3 separate regions of the Homo sapiens genome follow, and all the other regions are linked to region 3. A link is an interaction called in ENCODE POLR2A ChIA-PET data of the cell type or tissue named here. Cell type or tissue: MCF 10A. All regions are shown on one strand. Links, peaks and the distances in the headings refer to the core of each region. The heading gives the core; the rest is flanking DNA. Region 1 overlaps CECR2 (CECR2 histone acetyl-lysine reader). Region 2 has its middle 4.1 kb from the start of ATP6V1E1. Region 3 overlaps BCL2L13 (BCL2 like 13).

What was found. Peaks named below come from ENCODE experiments on the same cell type or tissue, not always from the same donor. Only the 100,000 strongest peaks of a DNase experiment are listed, where the experiment ranks them.
Region 1: POLR2A ChIA-PET joins it to region 3 with 13 read pairs; 3 of 35 experiments call an interaction of 5 or more read pairs at or near these places.
Region 2: POLR2A ChIA-PET joins it to region 3 with 19 read pairs; 11 of 35 experiments call an interaction of 5 or more read pairs at or near these places.

Annotation. Positions count from the first base shown.
Region 1 is chr22:17,556,263-17,562,908 of GRCh38, reverse strand. It overlaps CECR2 (CECR2 histone acetyl-lysine reader), which reads right to left. Exons shown (of 19, transcript NM_001290047.2): 19 at 4,758-6,646. Among named protein-coding and RNA genes, the nearest start is that of SLC25A18, 3.9 kb to the left of the region's middle. In MCF 10A, for the core only: a CTCF peak has its summit at 4,297; a DNase peak (open chromatin) is centred at 4,288.
Region 2 is chr22:17,629,349-17,636,279 of GRCh38, reverse strand. It overlaps a transcript of BCL2L13 not described here. Among named protein-coding and RNA genes, the nearest start is that of ATP6V1E1, 4.1 kb to the right of the region's middle. RefSeq lists a silencer at 1,275-1,506. In MCF 10A, for the core only: no CTCF peak of the experiment used is centred there; a DNase peak (open chromatin) is centred at 2,739.
Region 3 is chr22:17,703,717-17,710,647 of GRCh38, reverse strand. All of the region lies in intron 6 of BCL2L13 (BCL2 like 13), which reads right to left. Among named protein-coding and RNA genes, the nearest start is that of MIR3198-1, 57 kb to the left of the region's middle. RefSeq lists enhancers at 4,216-4,265, 4,286-4,335. In MCF 10A, for the core only: no CTCF peak of the experiment used is centred there; a DNase peak (open chromatin) is centred at 3,927.

The DNA of each region.
Region 1 (6,646 bases), core at 1,632-6,631, 150 kb after region 3:
TGGAGCCCACAAAGGGGCTGATTTATAAAACTTGCGTTGCCTTTCCTTCCAGTAACACGAATTGGTTTAGAGACAAGAGACATTAATCTTTAACAAGAGAAGCACCTATGGATGTCTCCAAATGTCAAAATAGAAAGTTGATCAGAACTTTTGAGACTAATCTACAGTAACAATGTATAGCTTCCTGTCTCCCTAAATCTTGCCCGAGTAGCTTTTATGCTCTTATTTTAAGAAGCTCACTGTGTAGGATTATCTGTGTAAGATATATTTACCCAGGATGCTTAACAAGCGTTAAACAGTAACAGTTCCAAAAATAGAGCCACATTTACACTGCCTACTGCACTGTTTTGAAACAGTTAACCAGTGGAAGATGCTAACTTTTGGTACATATATTTGTTGCTGGTTTTGGCCCGAAGAAGATAAATCTGGAAGCACTCTAAATGGCTAAGTTCCTTATAAAAAATAAAGGCCGGGCACAGTGGCTCACGCCTGTAATTCCTAGCACTTCGGGAGGCTGAGGCAGACAGATCACTTGAGCTCAGTTCTAGACCAGCCTGGGCAACATCGTGAGACAAAAAATTAGCTGGGTGTGGTGGGGTGCCCCTGTAGTCCCAGCTGCTTGGGAGGCTGTGGTGAGAGGACTGCTTGAGCCCGGGAGATTGAGGCTGCAGTGAGCTGAGACCATGCCACTGTACCTAGCCTGGGCAACAGAGTGAAACCCTGTCTCAAGAAAAATTAAAGCCTATCTTTTTTTTTTTTTTTCATGTTGTGAGAATTTAATAAGTCAATGAACATAAGGTGCTTAGAACCAAGCTTAGGGTATGGAAAACAGAGAATAGATGTTTCTTGTTATTCTTTTTTTTTTTTTAATTTATTTTTTTATTGATAATTCTTGGGTGTTTCTCACAGAGGGGGATTTGGCAGGGTCATGGGACAATAGTGGAGGGAAGGTCAGCAGATAAACAAGTGAACAAAGGTCTCTGGTTTTCCTAGGCAGAGGACCCTGCGGCCTTCCGCAGTGTTTGTGTCCCTGGGTACTTGAGATTAGGGAGTGGTGATGACACTTAACGAGCATGCTGCCTTCAAGCGTCTGTTTAACAAAGCACATCTTGCACCGCCCTTAATCCATTTAACCCTGAGTGGACACAGCACATGTTTCAGAGAGCACAGGGTTGGGGGTAAGGTCACCGATCAACAGGATCCCAAGGCAGAAGAATTTTTCTTAGTGCAGAACAAAATGAAAAGTCTCCCATGTCTACTTCTTTCTACACAGACACGGCAACCATCCGATTTCTCAATCTTTTCCCCACCTTTCCCGCCTTTCTATTCCACAAAACTGCCACTGTCATCATGGCCCGTTCTCAATGAGCTGTTGGGCACACCTCCCAGACGGGGTGGTGGCCGGGCAGAGGGGCTCCTCACTTCCCAGTAGGGGCGGCCGGGCAGAGGCGCCCCTCACCTCCCGGACGGGGTGGCTGGCCGGGCGGGGGGCTGACCCCCCACCTCCCTCCCGGACGGGGTGGCTGCCGGGCGGAGGGGCTCCTCACTTCTCAGACGGGGTGGTTGCCAGGCAGAGGGTCTCCTCACTTCTCAGACGGGCCGGCTGGGCAGAGACGCTCCTCACCTCCCAGACGGGGTCGCGGCCGGGCAGAGGCGCTCCTCACATCCCAGACGGGGCGGCGGGGCAGAGGCGCTCCCCACATCTCAGACGATGGGCGGCCGGGCAGAGACGCTCCTCACTTCCTAGATGGGATGGCGGCCGGGCGGAGACGCTCCTCACTTTCCAGACTGGGCAGCCAGGCAGAGGGGCTCCTCACATCCCAGACGATGGGCGGCCAGGCAGAGACGCTCCTCACTTCCCAGACGGGGTGGCAGCCGGGCAGAGGCTGCAATCTCAGCACTTTGGGAGGCCAAGGCAAGCGGCTGGGAGGTGGAGGTTGTAGCGAGCCGAGATCACGCCACTGCACTCCAGCCTGGGCACCATTGAGCACTGAGTGAACGAGACTCCGTCTGCAATCCCGGCACTTCGGGAGGCCGAGGCTGGCGGATCACTCGCGGTTAGGAGCTGGAGACCAGCCCGGCCAACACAGCGAAACCCCGTCTCCACCAAAACCAGTCAGGCGTGGCGGCGCGTGCCTGCAATCGCAGGCACTCGGCAGGCTGAGGCAGGAGAATCAGGCAGGGAGGTTGCAGTGAGCCGAGATGGCAGCAGTACAGTCCAGCTTCGGCTCCGCATGAGAGGGAGACCGTGGAAAGAGAGGGAGACCGTGAGGAGAGGGAGAGGGAGAGGGAGAGGGAGAGCTAAAGCCTATCAATAGCTAAATATGTCAAAAAACATTCTGGCCTTTGTTTGGTGAGAATTCATGTCACGGTAGGAGGAAATCTGAAAGTTAGGAATCAAAGTTTGCATGCATTTTAAGGGTGTGCTGCTGATATGCACAGGGAGTGGGTTTGCTAACGCCATCCCAGCCACTGATGCAGCTGGACTGGGCTCTAGGAAAGCTGACAGAACAGTGAAGGAAGCCAGGCCAGAGTGGTGCTCCCCCCACCCACTGGGAGAATCCATCGAGATGCACAATTTGAGTAGCATCATGTCTGATCTGGGGTTTACTAGTGATTTTTTAAGACAGGATCTCACACTCTTGCCCAGGCTGGAGTGCAGTGGTGCGATCTCTGCTCACTGCAACCTCTGCCTGCAGGGTTTAAGCAATTCTCCTGCTTCAGCTTCCTAAGTAGCTGAGATCACAAGCGTGTGCCACCATGCCCGGCTAATTTTTGTATTTTTGGTAGAGACGGTTTCACCATGCTGGCCAGGCTGATCTCAAACTCCTGACATCAAGTGAGCCACCGTGCCCAGCCTGATTTTTCACTTTAAAGTTGATTTTTGTTTTGTTTCAGAAATTACACTGAAATGCAACTACTAAACAAGAAAGTACGGTTGGCATAAAATGTTTTATCATAGAAACACTTTTCATGGGAGAATAACTGAACAGTTTTAAAATAATACCAGGATAAAAGGCTCAAAAATTTGTTAGCCAGTAACAACAGAGTATCAGTGGGGACAATCAGACACCAAACAACTGGAGGTTAAAAGGAGAGTGAACAGATCACTGCCTAGAAAGGGACAGCCCCAAGCATGGGTTTGGAAACGGGTACTAATTGTGGTGAAATTTTTATGGAATGAGGATTACTTCCACAGCCAATTACAGATGCTCCTCAGCTTCCAGTGGGGTCACCTCCGGATAAACCCATCATGAGTTGAAAATATTGTCAGCTGGAAATGCACTGAATCCACCTAACCCACCAAATATCACAGCTTAGCCTGCCTCAAGCATGCTCAGCAAACTTATGCTAGCCCACAGTTGAGCCTCCTTTTTTATTTTTATTTTTGAGACGGAGTCTTCCTGTCGCTCAGGCTGGAATGCAGTGGCGCGATCTTGGCTCACTGCAACCTCCGCATCCCAGCTTCCAGCGATTGTCCTGCCTCAGCCTCCCAAGTAGCCAGGATTACAGGCACCCGCCACCACGCCCCGCTAATTTTTGTGTTTTTAGTAGAGGCAGGCTTTTGCCATGTTGGCCAGGCTGGTCTCGAACTCCTGAGCTCATATGATCTACTTGCCTTGGCCTCCCAGAGTGCTGGGATTACAGGTGTGAGCCAGCACACCTGGCTGAGCCTCCTTTATCACACAGTGTTGAATATGTCATGGAGTTTATTGAATACCGTACAGAAGGTGAAAGAGAATTGTTGCACGAGGACTTCAAGTACAGTTTCTGCAGAATGTGTCTCATTTTCAAAAACTCCTAAGTTGAATGATCATTAAACTGGGACAGTCTGCATTTAAGGACAAAACAGGAGTTCTGGTGTCTTAAGACTGTAGCTGATTTCTAAGAATGTAGCTACTTTCTTTTTTTGGGACACAGTCTCACTCTGTCACCCAGGCTGGAATGCAGTGGTGCGATCTCGGCTCACTGCAAGCTCCGCCTCCCGGGTTCACGCCATTCTCCCGCCTCAGCCTCCCGAGTAGCTGGGGCTACAGGTGTGTGCCGCCACGCGCGGCTAATTTTTTGTATTTTTAGTAGAGACGGGGTTTCACCGTGTTAGCCAGGATGGTCTCGATCTCCTGACCTCGTGATCCGCCCGCCTCAGCCTCCCAAAGTGCTGGGATTACAGACGTGAACCACCGCGCCTGGCTGAATGAAGCTACTTTCAAACTGTTCTCCCAGTAACTGGAAATAAAACATAAATGACCTTGGCAGGTATAAGATTGCCCGCTTGCTTAGGCTGGAGCTCCCACTTCTGGCCATGTGTGTGCACAGCGGGCTCCAGGCTGGAGCTGCCCCGCTGCCCCACTGTTATACTCCTTTCCCATCCCAGGCACCCTAAAGCCTGCAAGGAGAGAAGTCGTGCACCTCAGGTGTAGTAACCTTCTGAAGGCGGACGCCTTTACCAGTGAGATGCTGACGGCCGGGCCAGCTTCGCAAGGATCGGCTGTGAGGAGCGTTTTATCCCTGACATGGTTTAGAACTGCCAGTCAGTACATGACTGTTTTGAAGTTCTCTGGAACCATATTCCTCTGTCTCATGCACAGGACCCGTGCCCCGCCTCCGTGGATTCTGGATGCATGAGAATGGACGAGGGGTGGCATTTCAGCTGGTGGCCTTGTGGCCTAGTTCACGCCTTCGTCCTGATGGAAGTCTGGGTTTGCCCTGATATGGAAATGACACATGGACAGACACACCACACACACAGAGGAGCCTTGCTATTTTAAGCATGTACTTTATACAAAATAACCAGTTCATATGGAAATAAATCTACAGACCTCCAAGGATCAAAAAGCTTTTTAAAAAGTTCTTTTAAAAAATTATCCAACACACAATATTGAACTAACTATTGAGGTAAGTGTCGCTCTCAGTGAAACAGGGAATCAGCAGACCACGACAAAATATACACAATATAAAAATAAATAGCATTCCCCTTTCCAGTACTGGCCAGAAGGTTCACATGGTTTCTGCTTTTGCAGCAGGAGCAGAGGCTCCAGACACTGTGTGCCAAGGCTGCTGGGGACTGACCGGGGCCCCAGGAGCTACGCACAAGGCAGGAGAGTGAGGTACCTGAGCCCTGGCTAGGGAAGGGAAAGGAAGGGAAGGGAAGGGAAGGGAAGGGGCTGCATGGTTTCCTGAACGGGGGTCAGCATTTCAATAACTTATGCAATATCCATACCCCTGCTCCCACCCCACCCACCCCTGTCAACAACACAAGCAAGGACAATCAACTGCTCGTCAGCCGTTCTGACGTTAGAGTTCAGTTAGTCCTCTTGTGCAGGACAAGAGGGAGAAACTAGGTAGGAAAAGGTCAAGCCGAGCCCGGAACAGTCCCTCCGCACATCTGTCTAGCACAGAGCAGGATCAACATCCAGCCTGGAGGCAAAACTTGTGTCCCAGCTTAATTTAAAAAATGAAGGTCCGGTGTGTTGGCTCACGCCTGTAATCCCAGCATGTTGGGAGGCCAAGGCGGGTGGATCACCTGAGGTCAGGAGTTTGAGACCAGCCTGGCCAACATGGTGAAACCCCGCCTCTACTAAAAATACAAAAATTAGCTGGGAGTGGTGGTGCGCGCTTGTAGTCCCAGCTACTTGGGAGGCCGAGGCAGACGAATCCCTTGAACCTGGGAGGTGGAGGTTGCAGTGAGCCGAGATCGTGCCATTGCACTCCAGTCTGGGGGACAAGAGCAAGATTTCGTCTCAAAAAAAAAAAAAAAAAAAAGAAAAGAAAAAAAACGGGATGCAGTAACATTCACCCAAACACTACTGTCCCAAGGGGAAAGTGCGTGAGGCTTGGTGTCCTATGGCTGCACGGCAGAGTCCAACCCAAAAAAGAAATAGGGAGCCCAGCTTTTTCTCACGCAGCAAATGGCAATCACATTCTTTGTGCTATGCAGTGATGTGAGTCCACGAATAAAAGCCTCTGCATTCTCAACCGAAATAAGAAGTATCCTTACTGAAGCTAGTGTCCGGAGAGTCACTGGTGGACACACCACACCCCAGGAGCCCCCGGATTGGGCAGTACATGGCTCACTAATATATGGGACTGATTTTCTGCAATGCGGGTCCATGGAGAATCACAGAGGGTGAACTGACTGACAGACAAAGAAGGGCAACAATGCTAGAAAACCTTCAGCCTTTCCTTTCTATGAAAACCAAGGTTCTCTGCAAGCAGGTTGGGGTTCTTACACTACTCAACTGTCCTTACCTTGTGACTATAGGATTAGGCCTTCCTGTGAAATTTCAAATCAGGTCTTAAGAGCAGTGTAGTATTTACAGATTTGAATGTCCATTAAAAAAAAAAATTGAACCAAGAAGTATGGATTGCAAACTTGTTTCTGACAGCTGTGGTGACTGCAACACTGGGATTTTGTGGGCCTGGGATGGCATCTGCCAGCAGTAGGAATCAGCAAAAATAATATAGTAACTATACAGCAGATAAATGGCATGGGATAATGACACCAAATGCTTAGTCACAAGAAACACTTTCAGGGAACAAGACAGAGTAAATCGACATTTAAAGCTGAGGTCTGACTGAACTGAGGGGCACAAACTGCAGGTCTTAAGGTTTTCACTAAGCCTAACGAAGAGGAGCATGAGAAGGC
Region 2 (6,931 bases), core at 620-5,619, 74 kb after region 3:
AGATCTTGGCTCACTGCAACCTCAGCCTCCTGGGCTCAAGTGATTCTCCTGCCTCAGCCTCCAAAGTAGCTGGGACTACAGGTGTGCACCACTATGCCTGGCTACATTTTGTATTTTTAGTAGAGACGGGGTTTCAGTGTGTTGGCCAGGCTGCTCTCGAACTCCTGACCCCAAGTGATCCACCCACCTCAGACTCCCAAAGTGGTGGGATTACAGGCGTGAGCCACCGCCCCAGGCCACACATGGCTACTTTTTAAAAGATGTTTTTGTAGGCCGGGCGTGGTGGTTCACGCCTATAATCCCAGCACTTTGGGAGGCCAAGGGGGACGGATCACGAGGTCAGGAGATGGAGACCATCCTGGCCAACACAGTGAAACCCCGTCTCTACTAAAAATACAAAAAATTAGCTGGGCATGGTGGCGCGCACCTTCAGTCCCAGCTACTGGGGAGGCTGAGGCAGAAGAATCACTTGAACCCGGGAGGCGGAGGTTGCAGTGAGCCGAGATCGCACCACTGCACTCCAGCCTGGGCGACAGAGTGAGACTCTGTCTAAAAAAAAAAAAAGATTGTTTTTGTGGAAATGGGTATGTTCCCCAGGCTGCTCAGAAACTCCTAGCCTCAAGCAATTCTCCCATCTTGGCCTCCTAAAGTTCCTGGCCTTCCCTTTTTAATTTTATTTTTTGAATATATATTTTGAGACTAGACATACAGGTCAATGGAACAGAACAGAAAACCTAGAATTGTTAACTAATTTTCAACAGAAGTGCTAAGGCATTTCAATGAGGAAAGAGATTGTCTTTTCAGCAAATTGCATAAAATAATATAGCCCTTTTATAGAAATCATTTGACTTTAATCACAGCAGTTTATGGTATTTGGAGTTTTTTTATTTAATTTGCTTTTGTTTTAGTAGAGATGGGGTTTCACCATGTTGGCTAGGCTGGTCTCAAACTCCTGACCTTGTGATCCGCCCGCCTGAGTCTCCCAAAGTGCTGGGATTACAGGTGTGAGCTACCACACCCGGCCCTTTTTTATTTAATTTTTTAGTTTTTTTTTTGTAGAGATAGCGTCTTGCTGTGTTGTCCAGGCTGGTCTTGAACTTGTGGCCTCAAGTGATCCACCTGCCTTGGCCTCCTGAAGTGCTGGGATTATAGGCATGAGCCACTGCACCTGGTCAGTTTTCGGGGGAGTTTTGGACAGATTTTAATAGGCGCTACAGATCTCTAGCCTACAGGCTAATGTGGTTATCGACTCTAAACTAGACTCTACTCATTTTATTCATTTGCATTCATCAGTTGTTTGTTGCTTTTTTTTTTTTTTTCCTTTTGAGACAGAGTCTCCACTTCCACTCTGTTACCCAGGCTAGAGTACAGTGATGTGATCATGACTTACTCTAGCCTTGACTTCCCAGGCTCAAGCAATCCTCTGGCCTCATCCTCCCAAGTAGCAAGGACTACAGGCATGCACCAGAAAGCCTGGCTAATTTATTTAATTTTTTTTTGTAGAGGCAGGTGTCCCACTATGTTGCCCAGGCTGGTCTCAAACTCCTGGGCTCAAGTGATCCGCCTGCCTCAGCCTCCCAAAGTGCTAGGATTACAGGTGCCAGCCACCACGCCTGGCCAATCAATTGTTTATTGAATCCCTGCCATTAACCAGGCAGGGTGCTGGGTGCTAGCAAAAGCAATGATGAGTACATCAGACGCGGTCCCTCTTGTGAAGCTAACATCTTAGTTGGAAAACCAGAAAAGAAAAACATTGAAACAGAAAAAAGTAAAAATAATTTAAGATGATGGCATGGGCTGGGTGCGATGGCTCACGCCTGTAGTCCCAACACTTTGGGAGCCTGAGGCAGGTGGATCATAAGGTCAGAAGTTCCAGACCAGCCTGGCTAACATAGTGAAACCTCGTCTCTACTAAAAATACAAAAAATTAGCCGGGCATGGTGGCTCATGCCTGTGGTCCCAGCTACTCGGGAGACTGAGGCAGGTGAATGGCTTGAACCTGGGAGGTGGAGGTTGTGTTGAGCCGAGATCACTCCACTGCACTCCAGCCTGGGCAACAGAGTGAGACTCCGTCTCAAAAAAACAAAACAAGACAAACAAAAAAAAGGTGGTGGCATGTCCTGAAACAGACAAGGGACTGGAATAGAGAAGAAGGTGAGAGAGTGACCAGGATAAGCTCTCCTCAAAGAGATTTTGAGACCTAAAGGATGAAAAACAAGTTAAGTGGTAAGTGGAGGAAAATAACTTCTCAAGCAGAAAAATAGATGTTTTCAAAAAAACTGAAAGGCAACCAGTAAAGCTTTGAGGTGGTGTGCAAAGGGAGGAGGGGTAATGAGGGCAGGCAAGCATACAGGGCCAGATCCAGTGGTCTCATCTACTAGAGCCAGCGGAAGGCTTCAGGAGCAAGCAGAAGCCATGACAGAGTTGTAAATTGGGGAGTGACTTGATGCCATCTGCCATCTAGGTTTTAAATCACTGTAGCATAGAAATTTGGCTGGAAAGAGGCAAAAAGTGCAGACACCTAAGTTAGAGTTACTATTTTTTGGCTACACTTTGTTTTTTCCTTTTCAAATTATTTGCTCAACATTTAAAGACAGATGATTTACATTTACTTCTAGTCTTTCGCGCTTTGTCCTCCTGAGCAAACTCCAGAGTTAGCTTATTTATCCTGCTGATTCAGTATCTAGTAAACCTGCCTGGGAGTAGGTGAGAGCACATGAACCGTCCCTTTCTGACTAACCTGACAGGAATCTAGGCCAGTGACTTTGGTGAAGCCACAAATAGGCTTATCTAGGAGGGAGTTTTTTGAAACTTGTCTGAAAATATGTTTTAAAGTGTCTCCACAAGGCCTAAGAATGTAGGAGAAAATTACATTTGGAAAACTACCAACTGGCTCATCTTTGCATGTATTCATAACAACTTTTTCCCTTCAGAGGTTATCTCTGTAAAGCTTACATTCTTTTCAGACAGGACCTGGCCTGTTCCTTGGTGAATCAGCAAAACTGAAGAAAATTGAGTTTTAAAGAGAAACTAACATGGGGGAGAAGTGGGTGCTGCAAAAGGGGATAGTAACTATACCTACGATTTGTTTTTCAAGTGAAGTCTTGAAGTAAATGTGACAAATGTTAATTGTTAATTTTGGGTAGTGGTGCATGGTATGGGAATAAATTATTCTTTGTACTTTTTTGTATTTTCTAATGTCTCAAAATAAAAATAAGTAAATCGTGGTCAGGCGCAGTGGCTCATGCCTGTAATCCTAGCACTCTGGGAGGCTGAGGCGGGTGGATCACCTGAGGCCAGGAGTTCGAGACCAACCTGGCCAACATGGTGAAACCTTGTCTCTACTAAAAATACAAAAATTAGCTGGGCATGGTGGCACATGCCTGTAGTCTCAGCTACTCGGGAGGCTGAGGCAGGAGAATTGCTTGAACCCGGGAGGCAGAGGTTGCAGTGAGCCAAGATTGCACCACTGCACTCCAGCCTGGTGACAGAGCAAGACTCCCATCTCCAAAAAAAAAAAAAAAAAAGAAGAAGAATCATAAAGATTATCACACTGTTTTCCAAAAAACAAAAGCACGGTTGATCTAGACAGTGCTACATCCATTCCAGATATTAATTTCAGAAACAATTTGACATGTAGAATTAGACTGCTGTTTCTACTCCCCAAATCCTGTCATTTGCAGAACACTGTAAAAATACAGGAGAGATTGTAATCAAAATGTGTTAATTCCACCTCAACCTGACCTAGGGATGCTAGAGGGTAGAATAGTCCTCTAGCATATTCCATACTCCTGCAATCTGTTTTTTAGGACAATGAAGAATGAGGCTATTAATGCAAAAGATGAACAAAATTAGACAAATAATCCAATCTAGTTTAGCTCAATAGTGATCAAGTTAAGGTCAATTGCATCAGTTTCTCTTGCCCTGTGTTATTGTTCTGTGACTAAATCCTTCCTTTATCCAGCATTATCAGTACTCTCAAATATATATACCAATATGTACACCAATCTGTCCTACAAGGAACACTGTGCACTAGTACAAATGGAAAAAATGGCAGCATGTATTAATAAATATATTAATAAATGGCAACGTTTATTGTCCTGTGGGTAAATCTTTCCTTTATCCAGCATTATCAGTATTCTCAAATATGTATACCAAATATGTATACCAATCTGTCATACAGTACAAGGAACATTGTACACTAGTACAAATGGGGAAAAAATGGCAGCATGTATTAACAGCCTTCAAAATATGTGTACCGGCCAGGCGCCGTGGCTCACGCCTGTAATCCCAAGACTTTGGGATGCCAAGGCGGGCAGATCACGAGGTCAGGAGTTCGAGATCAGCCTGGCCAATATGGTGAAACCCCATCTCTACTAAAAATACAAAAATTAGCTGAGTGTGGTGGCACGCGCCTATAGTCCCAGCTACACAGGAGGCTGAGGCAGAAGAATCACTTGAACCCGGGAGGTGGAAGTTGCAGTGAGCTGAGACTGCGCCACTGCACTCCAGCCTGGGCAACAATAGCGAAACTCCATCTCAAAAAAAAAAAAAAAAAAAAAAAAAAAAAAAATATATATATATATATATATATATATATATATATATACACACACACACATACATACACACACGTACCATTCCTACTAAAAGGACAAAGAGCTGAGGTGGGAGGATCCCCTGAGCCCAGGAGTTCGAGACTAGCCTGACAAACACTGTAGGACTCTGTCTCAATTTTAAAAATAAAATTGAAAAAAAGGGACAAACGGACATCATGTACTTTCTGATGTGTTGCAAAGAGGACACAATATCACACATGTAGTACTCCTGCTATAATGCGTAACCTGAATCTAATTATGAGGAAACTGTCAAAACCCAATTGAGGCTGGGCGTGGTGGCTCACACCTGTCATCCCAGCACTTTGGGATGCCAAGGCAGGCAGATCATCTGAGCTCAGGAGTTCCAAGAACAGCCTGGCCAATGTGGCAAAACCCTGTTTCTACCAAAAAGAAAAAATTAGCGGGGCGTGGTGGCGGGCGCTTGTAATCCCAGCTACTGGAGAGGCTGAGGCAGGAAAATCTCTTGAACCCAGGAGGTGGAGGTTGCAGTGAGCCGAGTTTGCACCACTGCACTCCAGCATGAGCGACACTCTTCTGTCTCAAAAAAAAAAAAAATTGAGTGATTTTCTACAACTGGCCTATATTCTTCAAAATGTCACTATCAAGAAAGATAAGTCTGAGGAAACTCTTCCATATTAAAGGAGACTAAAAAGACATGATCACTAATGCAGTAAGTGACCCTGGATCCAATCCAGGTTATAAAGGTTATAAAGTAAGGTTATAAGAAGGTTATAAAAGGTTAAAAAGTAAGGTTATTAAAAAAAGGTTATGGCTGGGCGCGGTGGCTCACGTCTGTAATCCCAGCACTTTGGGAGGTGGAGGCAGGCAGATCACCTGAGGTCGGGAGTTCAAGACCACCCTGGCCAATGTGTTGAAACCCCATCTCTACTAAAAATGCAAAAATTAGCTGGGCGTGGTGGCAGATGCCTGTAATCTCAGCTACTGGGGAGGCTGAGGCAGGAGAATCAATTGAACCCGGGAGGCGGAGGTTGTGGTGAGCCGAGATTCTGCCACTGCACTCTAGCCTGGGCAACAGAGCGAGACTCCATCTCAAAAAAAAAAAAAAAAAGAAAAGAAAAAGAAGGCCGGGTGCAGTGGCTCACACCTGTAATCCCAGCACTCTCGGAGGCCGAGGCAGGTGGATCACGAGGTCAGCAGTTCAAGACCAGCCTGGCCAACACAGTGAAACCTCATCTCTACTAAAAATACAAAAATTAGCCATGCATGGTGGCAGGCACCTGTAATCCCAGCTGCTTGGGAGGCTGAGGGAGGAGAATCACTTGATCCCGGGAGGCAGAGGTTGTAGTGAGCTGACACCATGCCGTTGCACTGCAGCCTGGGCGACAGAGTGAGACTCTGTCTCAAAAAAAAAAGAAAGGGTTATAAAGTACATTGATGGATTGATGGGACAAAGGAATTTGTTTTTTTTTTTTTTGTTTTTTTGAGACGGAGTCTCACTCTTATTGCCCAGGCTGGAGTGCAGTGGCACGATCTTGGCTCACCGCAACCTCTGCTCCTGGGTTGAAGCAATTCTCCTGCCTCAGCCTCTCCAGTGGCTGGGATTACAGGCACACACCACCACGCCTGTTAATTTTGTATTTTTAGTAGAGACTGGGGTTTCTCCATGTTGGTCAGGCTGGTCTCGAAATCCCGACCTCAGGTGATCTGCCCACCTCAGCCTCCCAAAGTGGTGGGATTACAGGCGTGAGACACCGCGCCTGGCCCGGGACAAAGGAAATTAATGTTCAGCCTAGTAAACTAAATTTCCTGAATTTGCTACATCCTCGTTCTTATGACACACTAAAATAGGAAGTGTGTGTGTGTGTGTGTGTGTGTGTGTGTATGAAAATAAAGTGTTAATGTACATGTAGCAAAATGTTAACAATTGTTGAATCTAGGTGAAGGGAGGTCAATGCAGTATTCTTACAAGTTACTATATCTCAAATTTCTTCAAGATAAAAAGCTAATAAAAATGGTGGGTAACCATAGCACAGTAAAAAGAAAAAAGTGGGTGTACCATTTGACCTCTTATTCTACTATTAGGAGTCAGTCTATCCTAAAGATAAAGGAATTTTCAAAAGTTTTTGCCTTTGGGATTTTGGGGAAAAAAACGGGCTTGAGGTAAATCCAAATAAAAACAAATGAGCCTGGGGGGATTTCTGTCCTAATATTCCTCTAAATGGGACCTGGGAAGGCTTTTGAAAAATATATAGGCTATCTCAGAAAAGTTCCAAATAAATTATGTAGCTGCTCCACCCTAATAAGGAAGTTGAGCATAGCTTCCCACTCCCTAGGTGTGGGCTTTGTATAGT
Region 3 (6,931 bases), core at 824-5,823:
ACCTCGGCCTCCCAAAGTGCTGGGATTACAGGCATTTATTTATTTTTTATTTTTATTTACTTTTTTTTGAGACAGAGTCTTGCTCTGTCACCCAGGCTGGAGTGCAGTGGCGTGATCTCAGCTCACCGCAACCTCCGCCTCCCAAGTTCAAGCGATTCCCCTGCCTCAGCCTCCGGAGCAGCTAAGATTACAGGTGTGCGCCACCATGCCCGGAGAATTTTTTTTTTTAATTTTTAGTAGAGACAGGGATTCACCATGTTGCTGGTCTCAAAGTCCTGACCTCAAATGATCTGCCTGCCTCGGCCTCCCGAAGTGCTGGGATTACAGGTGTGAGCCACTGCACCCGGCCAATTCAGATTAAATAGCTTTATGTCTTGCTGTCATGGCCTCCCTACCTTACAATGTATTTCTGTATTTAGGACGTGACATTTTAATGAAGATTCACTGAACATTCTGTGCTGTTATGTAAGAAGTCTTACAAGAAAGAACAGATTACTAAGCTTTTACTCCTGGGGACCAATTCACATAAAACAAAAATATAAAAATAGCAGCCTCTTTTTTTTTTTTTTTTTTTTTTTTTAAGACAAGGTCTTACTGTTACCCAGGCTGGAGGTCAGTGGCGCAATCTTGGCTTACTGCAGCCTTGACCTCCCAGGCTCAAGTGATCCTCCTGCCTCAGCCTCCTGAGTAAATGGGACCACAGATTACTTCCAGTTAATTTTTATATTTTTTGTAGAGATGGGCTCTCACTCACCATGTTGCCCAGGCTGGTCTTGAGCTCCTGGACTTGGGCAATCTGCCTGCCTCGGCCTCCCAAAGTGCTGGGATTACAGGAGTGAGCCACTGCACCCGGTCAATGTTTTCTTTTGTTTTAATAGCACTCTGTTGCCTAGGCTGGAGTGCAGCAGCACAATCTCAGCTCCTGGGTTCTGCAACCTGGGTTCAAGAGATTCTCCTGCCTCAGCCACCTGAGTAGTTGGGATTACAGGAACCCACCACCATGCCTGGCTAATCTTTCTATTTTTTATTTCATTTATTTATTTATCTTTCCTGAGACAGAGTCTCTCTCTGTTCACCCAGGTTGGAGCGCAGAGGCACAATCCTGGTTCACTGCAACCTCCGCCTCCTGGGTTCAAGCAATTCTCCTGCCTCAGCCTCCCGAGTTGCTGGGACTACAGGCATGCACGACCATGCCTGGCTAATTTTTGTATTTTTCATAGAGATGGGGTTTCACCACGTTGGCCAGGCTGGTCTCGAACTCCGGACTTCAGGTGATCTGCCCACCTTGGCCTCCCAAAGTGTTGGGATTACAGGCGTGAGCCACCACGTCCAGCCTCAGTTTTATATTTTTGAGACAGGGTTTTGCCATGTCACCGGGCTGGAGCCTCTTTTTTTTGTTTTGTTTTGTTTTTGAGATGGAGTCTCACTCTGTCGCCCAGGCTGGAGTGCAGTGGCGCAGTCTTGGCTCACTGCAACCTCTGCCTCCTGGGTTCACGCCATTCTCCTGCCTCAGCCTCCCGAGTAGCTGGGACTACAGGTGCCTGCCACCACGCCCAGCTAATTTTTTGTATTTTTTAGTAGAGACGGGGTTTCACCGTGTTAGTCAGGATGGTCTCGATCTCCTGACCTTGTGAGTCACCCACCTCGGCCTCCCAAAGTGCTGGTATTACAGGCGTTAGCCACCATGCTCGGCCGAGCCTCTCTTAATAATTAATGTCATAATGAAGAGCAGGCTTTCACTAAAAGAAAAAGAGCTGTTTTGGATAATATATTACTTACAACTTATCATATTAGAAGAATAATATCTACAAGTAGCCTCGGAACCATTCTAACAATCTAAATAGTTTTTAATACAAAATATTTGTGTTGTTGAGAGTATCTGTCTCTTTGGCTTCACTGACATAAAATGCAAAGGAGTAATTTCGAGGGCTCAAAAATATAAAACTCATGGGATAAACCATGAGTTTAAATATGCACAAAGAAGCAGAGAACTGCGTCTTTTTTGTTTTTGTTTTTAAATAAATGAAGCCAAAGGGTTTGAGTAACTTGCCCAAGGTCCCTTAGCTTGCTATGACAAATTGGATAGCAATAATAGGTAACCCTTATATAATTCTTATCATGTGCCCTTCTAAAGTCTTCACTTCATCTATTGAAACCTCACAACAATGCTATGAGAGGATTATTATTACTTCCATTTCACAGACATGGATACCAAAACAAGTAAAGAAGATAAGTAGTTTTCCCAAAGTAATAAAGCTGGGATTCAAGCCCAGGCAGTTTGCCTCCAGGGTCTGTATTTTTACCAACTATGCTGTCCTACCTCTTAGATGAAGTCCCTGATTGCTTTCTGGTGCTTTTCTGTCTGTAATATAGTACCTTTTGAGTTAATGGCCAGAAGTATTCATAGATAGAACATGTTATACTTGGTGTTTTTTTTCAAGCAAACACACAGATACATGCATTAAACTCTTCAATTAAAAAGGGAAGTAGAGAAGAAACCTAAGTAGATAAAAGGAATATAACAAAATAAATGTAAAATAAAATACAAATATAACTTTGCTTTGGTGGTAGGAACTAAGTAAAAAACTAAGTAAAGGAACGTATCAAAATAAATGTAAAATAAAATACAAACATAACTTTACTTTGGTGGTAGACCTAAGTAAAAATCAGGTTGACAATTGCTCAGAGACCTATTACAAAAATTGGCTGCATCATGATGTCTATATTGATTGTATTTTTTTGTTTCACTTTTTTTTTGGTGGGGGCAGGGGGTCACATCAGTTACAAATTATTCTGCCCCCTCAAGCAATATTTTACCTTCTGAGACACAGCTGCTGCTGAGCTGAGCTCCTATGAACTTAACTTTTCCATCTGAAGAAGCTTTGGCAAAATTCCAAAGCCCATCTACGTTGGTAAATTTTCTAAGGACTCATTTCCCTTAAGATTTATGCCAACAAACCTCTATCATTACTTCTCAGACTTTATATATATATCTGTCAAGAAAAAGAGCTGTTTTGGATAATACGTTAGTTACAACTTACATTAGAATAACATCTACAAGTAGTCTTAGAACGATTCTGACAATCTAAATCATTCTTCATATAAAATATTTGTATTGTTGGGAGTATCCATCTCTTTGGCTCCACTGACACAAAACACACAAAGGCTCCACTGACATTTTGTAACTTTGAGGGCTCAAAAATATAAAACTAGCCGGGATCAACCAGCTAGTTTTATATTTCTGAGGCCTCGAAGTCGCAAAATGGAAACAGATCACTGCTTTGGACCCTTATAACCAAATGCGCCTCTCAGATCATTATTAACCTAAAATAAGAAAATGGAGAGTGCTGAAGAAATTACAGAGAAGTAATTTTCCACCCAACTTGATGAGGAAGATCCACAAAAAACACATTTCAGAGTACAACACAGTAAACATCCACACCCACATATACAGCAGGCAGATTTTCCCAAAACAGTACTTACTCTTACTAAATTGATTTTAGCTGCAACCCACTTCATTAATTTCAGATCATCCCTGTGTGTCACCTCCCACAATATGAAAACTATTCTAACAAATTATTAACCTAAAAGCTTCCAAGAGATAGTCTTTAAATATCCTAGATTAAACAAACAAAAACCTATTCTAAAATCAGAAGCTTCATGTCAAGAGAAAATGACAAAGATTAATTTTATTCAAAATACTTAAATATTACAATAGACAGATGACATTCCCTCCAGTAATCTTTTATGGAATCTAAAAGTAAATCTTTCACAAGAAGTATTTATCATGTGACGACGGAGAAAGTAAAATACAAGCCTTACCACAGTGGACTTGCTCTGCCCTTTCCAGGAGACAGACAGACTTCTAACGTAGCAACACAAGCCCAGGAAATGAAAAGAGAATGAGGAGGGAGGGAGCAAGGATGACTCAGGGAGAATCACAGCACATGAACCAGTCTGTGCCCTCACCGGGCTGCAGGGCAAATAAAAGTCAAAACTGAAACTAAGAGGAAATGGTGATCAGACTTAAGGAGAGGGAAAAAAACCACACTCTTCAGAGACGCATGTGAAAACCTGGCATTTGTAAAAGTGTGACATTTTCACAAAACACTTTCACATCATTATTTTTGTGAGACAGAGAAGCTATTCTTCCCTTTTTGTAGTTGAAACTGAGGTTCAGAGAAGTTAAATGAATCCTTCCAAAACACAGGGCTAGTATTTGGCAGAGCTGGGGCAAGAAACAAATCTTGTGATTTCTAATCCTTTTCTCAGTTCATCATTCGCCGGGTAAAAAGGCAGAGTGAAAAAAAAAAAAAAACAAGGTAGAAAGAGAAAACAGGCTGGGCAAGGTGGCGCATGCCTGTAATCCCAGCACTTTGGGAGGCCAAGCGGGGAGGATTGCTTGAGGCCAGGAGTTTGAGACCAGCTTGGGCAACATAGTGAAACCTCTCTCTGCAAAAAATAAGCCAAGTGTGGTAGTGCATGCACACCTGTGGTCCCAGCTACTAGGGAGGCTGAGGTGGGAGGATCACTTGAGCCCAGGAAGTTGAGGCTGCAAATGAGCCATGATCATGCCACTGTACTCCAGCCAGGGCAACAAAGCAAGACCCTGTTTCTAAGTCCTAGCCATTTCTGTTAATAATTCAGAAAACAAAATATTATTTTTCTCCTTCAAATCTATATGTCCAAAGCCTGCCTGTTCCTAACTGACTATGTGCTATATCACTCCATTCATCCAACAGATTATGGCTGCTGGCACCACCTCCTCTGCTGCAGGTTTTCAAAAGTAGCTGCACCTTGAGAGGTAGGCAGTTTGTTTCACTTGATGTTGTGTTCAAGTGACTAATGACAAATACATTCCCCGTGGAAATCATACCACAGGCTTTATATAACAGACATGCGATATCATGTGGTCAAATGATTCTCTTCTGGAAGGGTTTTAAGAGCTGTCAATGTAATGTTCAGCACACAGTATCTTAAGGAGATTCATGTTGACAGCTTATGTCACAGGATACATTTTCACCAACTGGCATTAAAAAAAAAGCAATATCGGCCGGGCGCGGTGGCTCACGCCTGCAATCCCAGCACTTTGGGAGGCTGAGGCGGGTGGATCACGAGGTCAGGAGATCGAGACCATCCTGGCTAACACAGTGAAAACCCATCTCTACTAAAAATACAAAAAATTAGCCGGGTGTGGTGGCAGCCATCTGTAGTCCCAGCTACTTGGGAGGCTGAGGCAGGAGAATGGCGTGAACCTGGGAGGCGGAGCTTGCAGTGAGCCAAGATAGTGCCACTGCATTCCAGCCTGGGCGACACAGGGAGACTACATCTGAAAAAAAAAAAAAAATGCAGTATCTTGGGTTTTTGTTTGTTTGATACAGAGTTTCGCTCTTGTTGCCCAGGCTGGAGTGCAATGGCACGATCTCAGCTCACTGAAACTTCTGCCTCCCTGGTTTAAGCAATTCTCCTGCCTTAGCCTCCCAAGTAGCTGGTGTTACAGGTGCCTGCCACCACACCCAGATAATTTTTTTTTTAATCAATCAAAACCTTTAATGCTCAGTTTTCACAATCAAGTCTATCAAATTTCCAGATTTACAGCAAAATGTGCCCCCTAAAAAAGTGTACATTCTTCAGTTTCTCCTATACTTTTTTTTTTTTTTGCCTATCTTTCAAAACTGAGCACTGGGTATTTTTAACATAAGCCATGTCATATGTACAGTTTAACTATGTTTCAGGAATAAACAAAATTCATGATATTTTAGTAACTCACAGTGTATTTATAGAATGAAAAGTTCTCTATCAAAACACACTTTTCACTGGGAAAAATAAATAAAATAGACAAATGGATCTACACAAAGTAAACATTAACTTTGGTAGATTTCAGTGCAGTTCATAACAAGCATATTTGCCCTTATTCCCCCAGAGCTGCTCAACTAAGAATTTTTAAAATACTTTAACTGAGATTTTATTATGTTGACATTTGTTTCTCATTCCACATCATCTTCAGCCACACCCAGATGATTTTTGTATTTTTAGTAGAGATGAGGTCTCACCATGTTGGCCAGGATGGTCTCAAACTCCTGACCTCAGGTGATCCGCCTGCCTTGGCCTCCCAAAGTGCTGGGATTATAGGCATAAGCCACTGCACCCGGCCTAATATCTTAGTTTTAAACACAAGCAAATGGAGAGCTTAGACCGAACAATGTGAAATACAGATTGGACATTCAAATTTAGAGATAAAACACATTTGAAATATTAATGAAGGCCAGGTGCAGTGGCTCATGCCTGTAATCCCAGCACTTTGGGAGGCCTAAGTGGGTGGATCACTTGAGGCCAGGAGTTTGAGACCAGCCTGCCAACATGGCGAAGCCCTATCTCTACTAAAAATACAAAAAGTAGCTGGTCATGGTGGCACACACCTGTAATCTCTGCTACTCAGGAGGCTGAGGCACAAGAATAGCTTGAACCTGGGAGGCGGAGGCTGCAGTGGGCTGCAATTGCGCACTGCACTCAAGCCAGGATGACAGAGCAAGACTGTTTCAAAAAAAAAAGAAGTATTAATGAACTAGTTATCCATGCAGTAGATCTTTTCTTTTGGCACAGATACTGGAGTTGAGTAATATACTTACTTTCTCTGTAACCAATTACAATCACCAAACAAACCTTGATGTACTACATCATCATAAAACTGAAAGTTGAGAAGGGAGTGCATAATATTCCCTGCATTTTTCTTCCCTTGTTGTAAAGCACCATATGGGATAAATGGCAGTTAACCTGGGATGTCTCCTGGCTATCATACAAACCATACACTACAATAGCCAAAGGTTTTAAAAAGTACTTAAGTAGGAAGACAACAATAACAATAAATTGTCGCAATTCTTATTTTTAAGAACAGCTCAAAAAATATTTTTATTTTCCTAAGACAAATGTT